Linked DNA regions of Homo sapiens: region 2 is linked to region 1. Evidence: read pairs that join two places in POLR2A ChIA-PET (ENCODE). Cell type or tissue: K562. All regions are shown on one strand.

What was found. Peaks named below come from ENCODE experiments on the same cell type or tissue, not always from the same donor. Only the 100,000 strongest peaks of a DNase experiment are listed, where the experiment ranks them.
Region 2: POLR2A ChIA-PET joins it to region 1 with 5 read pairs; 2 of 35 experiments call an interaction of 5 or more read pairs at or near these places.

What each region holds. Positions count from the first base shown.
Region 1 is chr19:35,560,723-35,565,722 of GRCh38, reverse strand. ATP4A (ATPase H+/K+ transporting subunit alpha) reads left to right here and starts at 2,065. Exons shown (of 22, transcript NM_000704.3): 1 at 2,065-2,105; 2 at 2,196-2,339; 3 at 2,455-2,514; 4 at 3,085-3,288; 5 at 4,791-4,904. The coding sequence starts at 2,094. RefSeq lists an enhancer at 409-910. In K562, no CTCF peak of the experiment used is centred here; no DNase peak of the experiment used is centred here; H3K27me3 peaks cover 2,985 bases.
Region 2 is chr19:35,387,224-35,392,223 of GRCh38, reverse strand. No RefSeq gene overlaps it. Among named protein-coding and RNA genes, the nearest start is that of LINC01531, 16 kb to the left of the region's middle. In K562, no CTCF peak of the experiment used is centred here; a DNase peak (open chromatin) is centred at 2,653.

The sequences.
Region 1 (5,000 bases):
GTCAGGTTGGAGTAGGAGGTGTAAATACAGTGGGGTAAAGGAACAGAACACAGTGTGCAGTATTACAGAATGGACTCTCTGAAGAGGTGACATTTGAGCTGAGACCTGAAAGAGGTGAGAAAGCCAGTGCAGACATCTAAGGAAGGGGGCCCAGGCAGAAGGAACTGTAAGTACCAAGGTCCTGAAGCAGGAACGACCTTGGTCTGTGCAAAGTGCAGCAGAGAGGTCAGTGCCCCTGGAAACCTAGCAGCAACAGAGGCAGGACAGGTGACCAGGGCCAGATGTTGCAGGAAGGAGTGCAGAGTTTATTCTGAGTGGGAAGGGAAGGCTTTGGAGGGTTGTAAGCAGGGGGTGACACAAGCTGTTTGACATACATGGCTCAGAGCTGATGGGAGCCCAGTGAGCGAGTAGATTCACTACAAGGACAGCATGTGGCCCCACGCCACCTCTTCTTTGGAGGTTTCTTCTAGCAGGCTGGGGATGACCAGCCGTGTGGGTGCGGGGAGGAGCTCTGGCTGCCCAACAGCTTTGAGTTTCCCAGGTGACCTGCCCCAGTAGAGAAGGACATTGCCAGGGCAGTTATCTTATCAGGCGCACGCTCACCTGCTCCTGGAGACACGCTCACCCCATAACATACCAAGGTCCCCACCATTCCACTGGCCCAGCCCCTCGCTGCTGCTGCCCATGGAGGTCCCTACCTGAGGGATGAGGAGGGAGTCCCCAGGCCTCCTGGCATCTGTCACCCAACACCAAGATCAAGCCAAGACCCTTGGACACATCCTTTCCCCATGTTGCACCTTGGTTTCCCCATCTAGGGTAGGGACGGGGAATGGTTGAGAGCTGTAAAGTCTGTAGCTGGATATGTGAGTCCCTGTGAGCCTCAGTTTCCCCCTCTGCACAACAGGAATGATAGTTCTGCCTGCACAGGGTTTTTTGCAAAGACCCGTGAGGTCACACGTGCAGAGCCTGGCATGTGTGTGGTGCTGCTGCAGTGAAGTTTGGGTTTTTCCATTGGTGGTGCCATAGAAGAGCTAGGCTCTGGGGTCAAGCCCTGGGGTCAAGCCCGGGCTGGAACCCTGTCCCTAATTCTTAGACGTTGAAATCTTCTGCAAAGTCCCTGATGGGGGCTAAGAAGAGAATATTGCTTTACAGGGCTGCTGTTAGATGCTAAGGAAACCATTTGAGTGACACACAGAGCACACCCAGCCCATAGTGAATAGTCAGAGTTCAGTAAACATTCAGCCACCATAGAGAGTGTTGTAAGCATGGCAGGGCATGGTGGCTCACGCCTGTAATCCCAGCACTTTGGGAGGCCAAGGCGGGTGGATCACCTGAGGTCAGGAGTTCGAGACCAGCCTGGCCAACCTGGTGAAACCCCGTCTCTACTAAAAGTACAAAAATTAGCTGGGTGTGGTGGCATGTGCCTGTAGTCCCAGCTACTCAAGAGGCTGAGGCAGGAGAATCACTTGAACCCGGGAGGCGGAGGTTGCAGCGAGCTGAGATTGCACCACTGCACTCCAACCTGGGTGTCAGAGTGACACTCCATCTCAAAAAAAAAAAGAAAAAAAAAAAGAGTGTGGGAGCACCCTCCTCTTCCAGTTGATCAGGCACGTGCTATTTAGACTGAAAGAGGACACTCTGCAGCCAGCTGATCTGGTTCTCACTCCATTATGTCCTAGCCTGTGATGGAGCCATAGGAGAATGACTCAACCCCTCCATGCCTCAGTTTCCCCATCTGTAAAGGGTCTTGTCCCCTCAAAGGGTTATTGGAAGGTTAAATAAGTTAGCACATGGAAGCCGTCAGCACAATGCCCAGCGCATAATGAGCACCTTATGTTTGCTCTTCTTGTTGCTGCAGCGGTTCCCAGGGGCTCCCTGATCTCAGGGCAGGTTGACATGGGGGGATCTGGGCAGGGGAGGGGGGGGCCAGCCCAGGAGGGAATGCCTGAGGTGCCCAGGCCTAGAGGTCACCCCAAGGAGCCTGTAATCAGCTGTGGTCGGGCGGTTCTGCTCCACCCCACCGCCCTCCCTGGGTATATCAGGACTGGTCCGGGCCCAGGCTCTGTTGGGTGGGAGCACAGGCACCGGGCACCATGGGGAAGGCCGTGAGTGGGGCCCAGGGGTCCGGGGTGCAGTGGGGACAGGGGTTGCAGTGGAATCTGAGTTCTCCCTCCCTCCATCCTGTCCATTCCCAGGAGAACTATGAGCTCTACTCGGTGGAGCTGGGTCCTGGCCCTGGCGGGGACATGGCTGCCAAGATGAGCAAGAAGAAGAAGGCGGGTGGCGGGGGTGGCAAGAGGAAGGAGAAGCTGGAGAACATGAAGAAGGAGATGGAGATTGTGAGCTCTGACTGGGGAGGGGCGGGAGCTGGAGGGTAGGCTGGGAACCAGGCAGTGGGCGGGGAGGGGGCCAGGAGAGCCCAGAGCAAGCACCCTGCCCCACCCCACCACACAGAACGACCACCAGCTGTCAGTGGCGGAGCTGGAACAGAAATACCAGACCAGTGCCACCAAGGTGAGCTGGAGACTGGGAGCGTACAGAAAGGGGAGGAGGAGAGAGGGAGGGAGAGGGAGATGGAAGGAGGGAGATGGAGAGAGGGAGAGAGAGGGAGAGATGAAGAGAGGAAGATATGGAGAAATAGAGAGAGGGAGGGAGGCAGAAAAGGAAAGAGGGAGGGAGGGAGAGAGGAAAGGATGGAGGGAGGGGAGGAGAGAGGGAGGGAGATGGAGAGAGGGAGAGAGAGGGAGAGGGAGAGAAGGGAGAAAGCATTAGAGAGAAAGGGTGACACACAGAGACGGAGAGAGGAGTAGCTGAAAAGAGACAGCAAGACAGAGAAGGCAGAGACAAATAAGGAGAGAGCAGCAGGAGAGAGACACATAGAAAGGGGAGCGAGGAGAGAGAGACAAAGGGAGAGATGAAGGAGGGAGGGAGAGATGGGGTGGGGGCAGGAACCAAGAGACAAAGAGATGAGAAGGAGCAGGACAGACCAAGCTGGAGAAGGGAAACTGAAGCAGGGGGCTTTCCACGGGGTGTGCATGTGGAGGAAAGCCCCCAGGACCGCCTCGCCCTGCCCCTCTGTCCCAGGGCCTCTCTGCGAGCCTGGCTGCTGAGCTGCTGCTGCGGGATGGGCCCAACGCACTGCGGCCACCACGGGGCACCCCAGAGTACGTCAAGTTCGCGAGGCAGCTGGCCGGGGGCCTGCAGTGCCTCATGTGGGTTGCCGCCGCCATCTGCCTCATCGCCTTTGCCATCCAGGCTAGTGAGGGGGACCTCACCACCGACGACAATGTGAGCCATGTTGTGGGGACAGGCTCAGGACATGGGGACCTGGGGATGGAAGACACTGAGCCTGGGACTTGGGACAAGAGGGGCAGAGAAGGATGGGGATAGACGAACACGAAAGGCAGTCTCAAGACAGGGGTCATGGAGGGTGAAGGACATTGGGATATGGATGGGGCAGACCCAAGGACACAGGACACAGGGACACTGGGGTGAATCTTGGGTATGGGGACATAGGTGGGGGCATAAAGAGTATGGCAATGTGATACGTAAGAGATGGGATTTGGAGGCCGGGCGTGTAATCCCATGCCTGTAATCCCAGCACTTTGGGAGGCCGAGGCGGGCAGATCACCTGAGGTCAGGAGTTCGAGACCAGCCTGGCCAACATGGCAAAACCCCATCTCTACTAAAATTACAAAAATTAGCCAGACATGGTGGCGGGCACCTGTAATCCCAGTTACTTGGGAGGCTGAGGCAGGAGAATCATTTGAACCCAGGAGGTGGATGTTGCAGTGAGCCAAGACCATGCCACTGCACTCCAGCCTGGGCGACAGAGCGAGACTGCATCTTAAAAAAAAAAAAAAAAAAAAAAAAAAGAGATGGGACTTGGAAGCAGAGGACATGCAGTGCAGACACAGGACAGACTGAGGCACGGGGAATAGGAGACCCTGGGACTCAGACATAGGACACCAGGGCAGGGACCCAAGCCTCAGGACACAGCACATAGAGAGACACAAAACATGAGACATAGAAGCACAGAGACAGAGAGGAAATGGAGGTGCAGGGCAAGGGACATTGGACATATGGCAGAGATGAGGGCAAGGGACATGGGGACTCAGGGACATGTGACATGGGACAGAGGCTCGAAAAGTCATGGCCATGGGACACAGGATGGGAACTCGGAGATACACAGACATGGGAGACACGGGACACAGTGACTGGGGAGCTAGAACATGGGGGCCGTGGCCACAGAGGACACAGACCATGACGTACAAGGTCTGCAGCACACGCAGGGACGGGGATGTGAGGATGCAGGGACAAGGGGGCCCAGGGGACACACAGAGGGTGGCAGCAGATTATGGAAAACCCAGGATGTGAAACTGGAGACACGGGGAATACAGGCCATGGGGACAGGAGGAGACATGGGACAGTGGACATGGGGAATGCAAGGCTTGGGGACACAGGAGAAGGGAACACGTCAGACCAAGGCACACAGTGATTTGGGGCACAAGTCACAGATATGGGGACATGGAAGATTGAGGATTCAGGGCCAGAGGATATGAAATATACACAGAAACACAAGACACTGAGAAGACAGAGCAGGCGAGTGTGGGACATGAGGGACATGGGAGGGGGCTAAAGGCTACAGGGAATGGTGCATGGAGCTTCCTAGTAGGTGGGGAAAAGCATGGGGAAAACCAAGAAAACCAGGGCACCAGGGAGCAGGTCGGTGGCCTCAGGCAGGCAGCTTCCGGCCCCTCTGAATAACCCCACCCCTTCCCTGTCCCCAGCTGTACCTGGCAATCGCTCTCATTGCTGTGGTTGTCGTCACCGGCTGCTTTGGCTACTACCAGGAATTCAAGAGCACCAACATCATCGCCAGCTTTAAGAACCTTGTGCCACAGGTGGGTTCCCCAGCACCCAGCCACTCCAGATCCCAGAGACTCCAAACTGCTCCTGTAGCCTCCTTCCATCAGGCCCCTGTCCCTCATCTGTGGCCT
Region 2 (5,000 bases), 170 kb after region 1:
AGTGGGGAACTAGCCAGGTAAAGAGTGGAAGGCATGGTGCATGCAGACATTCAGAGCTTGGCCTGCTCAAGGGACAGAGAGAAGTCCAGGCCAGAAGAGCGATGTCAGTGACACTTCTCTGGGGATGGCCCCAGAGAAGCTTGGAGAGAGAGGCAGGGCCTCAAAGGCTGTGAGGAGGAGGCCAGAATGGAAAGCCATTGAAAAGTTTTATTCAGGGCAATGACAGGATCCAATTTATATTCCTCATGAAACTGGCCTGATTGTCCCATAGATGCTTCTTTTGGATCAACGTAGAAATTCACCCTTCTTTTTTTTTTTTTTTTTTTTTTTTTAGATGGAGTCTTTCTCTGTTGCCCAGGCTGGAGTGCAGTGGTGCGATCTTGGCTCACTACAACCTCTGCTTCCCAGGTTCAAGCAATTCTCCTGCCTCAGTCTCCTGAGTAGCTGGGACTACAGGCACATGCCACCAAACCCGGCTAATTTTTTGTATTTTTAGTAGAGACAGGGTTTCACTGTGTTAGCCAGGATGGCCTTGATCTCCTGACCTCGTGATCCACCCACCTCGGGCTCCCAAAGTGCTGGGATTACAGGCATGAGCCACTGTGCCTGGCCCCCTCCTGGTCTTAAAGTTTGAAGCCTGCATTTGTCTTATCTGAGTTCTTGCCACAGGAAATCAACGAATTGAAACTCACCAGATCACTGCATCCAGACAATGAGATGCCAGACCCCTCATCCCTCCTGATTTCCTTATCCCTCCCTAATTCCTTTGACCAACTCCTCTTCCTTACCTCTCCCTAACTCTGGTTTTCCCACATGTAGTTACATTTCTTCCCTGCTGTATAACCCCCTGATTTTAGTTGACTAGGGAGATGGATTTGAGACTGATCCCCATTTTCCTTGGCTAAAGCACTCAATTAAAGCCTTCTTCCCAGGCAGTACTCATTGTCTTGGTGATTGGCTTTCTGTGCAGTGAGCAACGGGACCTAGACTGGAGCCCTGGCATTTCAGTAACAGATTTTGGTTCCCTACCTGGGAACACATTGCTTGTGGCTCAGCTGCTGCAGACTGGGACTTTCAGAAGCCCCCTGTACAGCTGTCTGACCTTTTTTTGGCTGGAGGTGGGTTTCCATCTTTTTCTCTTTGGCTCTGCTGCTGCCAGCCCCAAATGTATTGCTGATTGCCTAGGAAGAACAGACTTTGAAATTTGATATCTGTGTCTGGATGGATGAGTGTCTTTTCTGGGTTCCAGACAGCAGGAAGGGCTCCTCTCAATTTGGGAATTTTCTAAGGAATTTCCATTTGCAGGTTGAATAAGCCCAAATGATGGAGGGAGGAAAGCACCATGACTGTTTCAGTTTGGACACTCTTGGGGCTTGTTAGTGAGAACTAAGCTCTGATTTTTAAAATCTTGCCCAAATTCCTATCTAAGGGGTCTAGAGAAGTCATGCTCTACAAACCATAAATTCTCATCAGATTTTTGTTGTTGTTGTTGAGACAGTCTTACTCTGTTGCCCAGGCTGGAGTGCAATGGTGCGATCTCAGCTCACTGCAACCTCTGCCTCCTGGGTTCAAGCAATTCTCCTGCCTCAGCCTCACGAGTAGCTGGAATTACAGGTGCCTGCCACTACGCCCTGCCAATTTTTGTATTTTTCGTAGAGATGGGGTTTCACCATAATGGCCAGGCTGTTCTCGAACTCCTGACCTCAGGTGATCTGCCTGCCTCAGCCTCCAAAAGTGCAGGGATTACAAGCGTGAGCCACCATGCCCAGCCCAGATGGGTTTTATTTAACTTACATATTGTGACTTACTTTCCAATCTTACTCTGGTATAACATTACACGACAAAGAAGAAAGTCATAATATTTTACCCCAAAACATGTTTCTTTGCCATATTTTGAAATGGCCCTGCAAAGTTGTCCTTTGTGGGGGGGAAATGTGCATCTGTAAAGAATCTCTATTAACATAGCTAGATCTTTTTCTTTCAGGCCCTCCCAATCCTGAAGAGATTAACTAAGAGTCTAGCACCTTTTAAAGGTCTGAATAGGAAACATTTGTCAACTATTGTTTCTAAGGGCAGCCACTGTAAGACTTCAAAAGAACCTTGGTCTCCACAATCTTTTAACCTGAACATTTCCTTTCTATGATCCCAGGTCTTTAGACAAACTCAACCAATTGTCAACCAGAAGATGTTTAAATTTACCTATAGCCTGGAAGCCCCACCCTGCTTTGAGTTGTATCGCCTTTCTGGGCCAAACAAATGTATATCTTAAATGTATTTGATTGATGTCTCATGCCTCCTTAAAATGTATAAAACCAAGCTGCACCCCAACGACCTTGGGCACATGTTCTCAGGACCTCCTGGGGACTGTGTCATGGGCCATGGTCACTCATATTTGGCTCAGAATAAATCTCTTCAAATATTTTACAGAGTTTGACTCTTTTTGTTGACATTAGTAATTGTGTGTGTGCACAACTGCGTCTGGACATGTGAGTGATTTCTGGTGGGTACCAGAGGGCTTCTCTTGATTTGGGAAACTCAGAAGATATTTCTGTTTGCAGATGGAACAAGATCAACTTTTGCACTCTGATAACGCACTGACCCCACCCGAACCCATGACTCATGACTCAACTGGTTCTGTGGTTCCCACCCAGAGGCAGACTCAGTGCACGAGGACCATTTTCCACACCCCTACAGTTTTACCCCCAACCAATTAGCAGAACCCACTCCCTAGGCTTCTGCCCACCAAAGGTTTGGTTTGGCCTTTAAAAACCAACTGAGAGAGGAAGGCACCCCAGCTGTTTTAGTATGGACACACTTGGGGCTTGTTTGTTGCTGTAGCAGTTGAATTGCTTTTGATAATTGTTTGTTTATGTGTGTGTGTGTCAATATAGTTGTGAGAAACGAGAATTTGATCAATGGATATTCTTTTGCAACGCTCTGGCCCCTCCATGGGTCTCATTTTGCTGTTGAATGGGAAAGTGGGATGGAGTTCCATGTATCCAGGTTTTTATGTTGCTGTTCAAAGCCAGGTTGGGCTATAATTGCCTGAAGGATTTTTCTTGCCCACTGCACAGAAAAAAACAATTCACTGAGACCATGATACTGCAGTAGAGAAAGAATTTAATTAACACAGAGCTAGCCAAACAGAAAGACTGGAGTTATCACTCAAATCAGTCTCCCTGAGGATTCAGAAGCTAGGGTTTTTATGGATTATTTGGTGGCAGAGGTCTAGGAGATGGGTGCTGCTGATTAGCTGGGGATAAAACTGTAAGGGTGTAGAAAATTGTTCTTGTGCACTGAGTCTGCCTCTGGGTGGGATCCACAGGACCAGTTGAGTCATGAGTCATGGGTTCAGGTGGGGTCAGTTGGTTGCCAGAGTGCCAAAGTCTGAAAAACATCTCAAAAGACCGATCACGTTCTACAATAGCAATGTTGTCTATAGGAGCAATCGGGGAAGTCACGAATCTTGTGATCTCTGGCCACAAACTCCTGAGCAGTAAGAGATTATTGAAACTATGCCTACATTTTAACAGAATCCAGGCCCCTCCCATAATCCTAATGTTGTGGCCTTTCATTAGTTTTATAAATGTGGCTTCAGTCACTGAGCAAGGAGGGTATAGTTTTAGGGAAAGATTGTTATCATCCTTGCTTCAAAGTTAAACTATAAATTCCTCCAATGGTTAGCTTGGCTTATGCCCAGGAATAATGAGGACAGCCAGCCTGTAAGGCTAGAAGCAAGACGGAGTCAGTCATGCTAGACTTCTCTCACTGTCATCATCTTTGCAAAGGTGGTTTCAAGGCCTTATTAGTACATGATGTTCTTCTGTGGTACTGTTTGGCCTCAGTGTTCTTTGGAGTCTGGGGAGGTTGGGCCTTTAAAAATCAAACTATAGGCTGGGCGTGGTGGCTCATGCCTGTAATCCCAGCACTCTGGGAGGCTGAGGTGGGCAGATCACTTGAGGTCAGGAATTTGAGACCAGCCTGGCCAACATGGTGAAACCCTGTCTCTATTACAAATACAAAAATTAGCTGGATGTGGTGGCAGGCGCCTGTAATCCCAGCTACTTGGGAGGCTAACGCATGAGAATTGTTTGAATCTGGGAGGTGGAGGTTTCAGTGAGCCGAGATCATGCCACTGCACTTCAGCCTGGGCAACAAAGTGAGACTCCATCTCAATAAATAAATAAATAAAAATAAAACTATAGGTCATGCACAGTGGTTCATGCCTATAATCTCAGCGTTTTGAGAGGCCAAAGCAGGAGGATAACTTGAGCTTAGGAGTTTGCAGCCAGGCTAGACGACATAGGAAGATCCTTTCTGTACAAAAAAAATTAAAATATTAGCTGGGCAAGGTGGCATGCGCTTGTAGTCCCAGATATACAGGAGGCTGAGGTGGGAGGATAGCTTGAGCTTGGGAGGTCAGGGCTGCAGTGGGCTGTGGCTGTGATTGCACTACTGCACTCCAGCCTGGGCAGCAGAGCAAGACCCTGTCTCAAAAAATAAAAATAAAATAAAAATAAAACTATCATAGAAAGTGCTTTACTCAAAATTTTGGTTCATAGCCTTCATTGAATTACCTATCAGGGAAAACAAAGTTTACCTGTGTGAGTATGTTTATAAACTGGTGAATTTGTATTGCTATCTCACAGCAAGAATCCCTAGGAAAAGCTATTGGATCTTTTCAAGTACATATGTTCCTGGATGTTATATGTTGTTTTTGCAGGGTACCAAAATTGGCCAGTAAATAAAGGAGCACTCATAAATTAAGTGTATGGGTCCAAGCATTTTTCAAGTTTACGTGACTTAGGTAAATGTTTAATAAATAAGCTGGCTTTAAGATAATCGGTAAAATAAAAATAGAAATGTCTTCTGAATTGTCAGCATACATTTTTGTCTGGGTTTTATCTTTGTCTCTGCTAGATATTTTAAGGTGTCAGAGTTTGGCACAAAAGATTATAAGATTGTAAATCTAGCCAAGAACAAAATGATCTTTGTGTGAT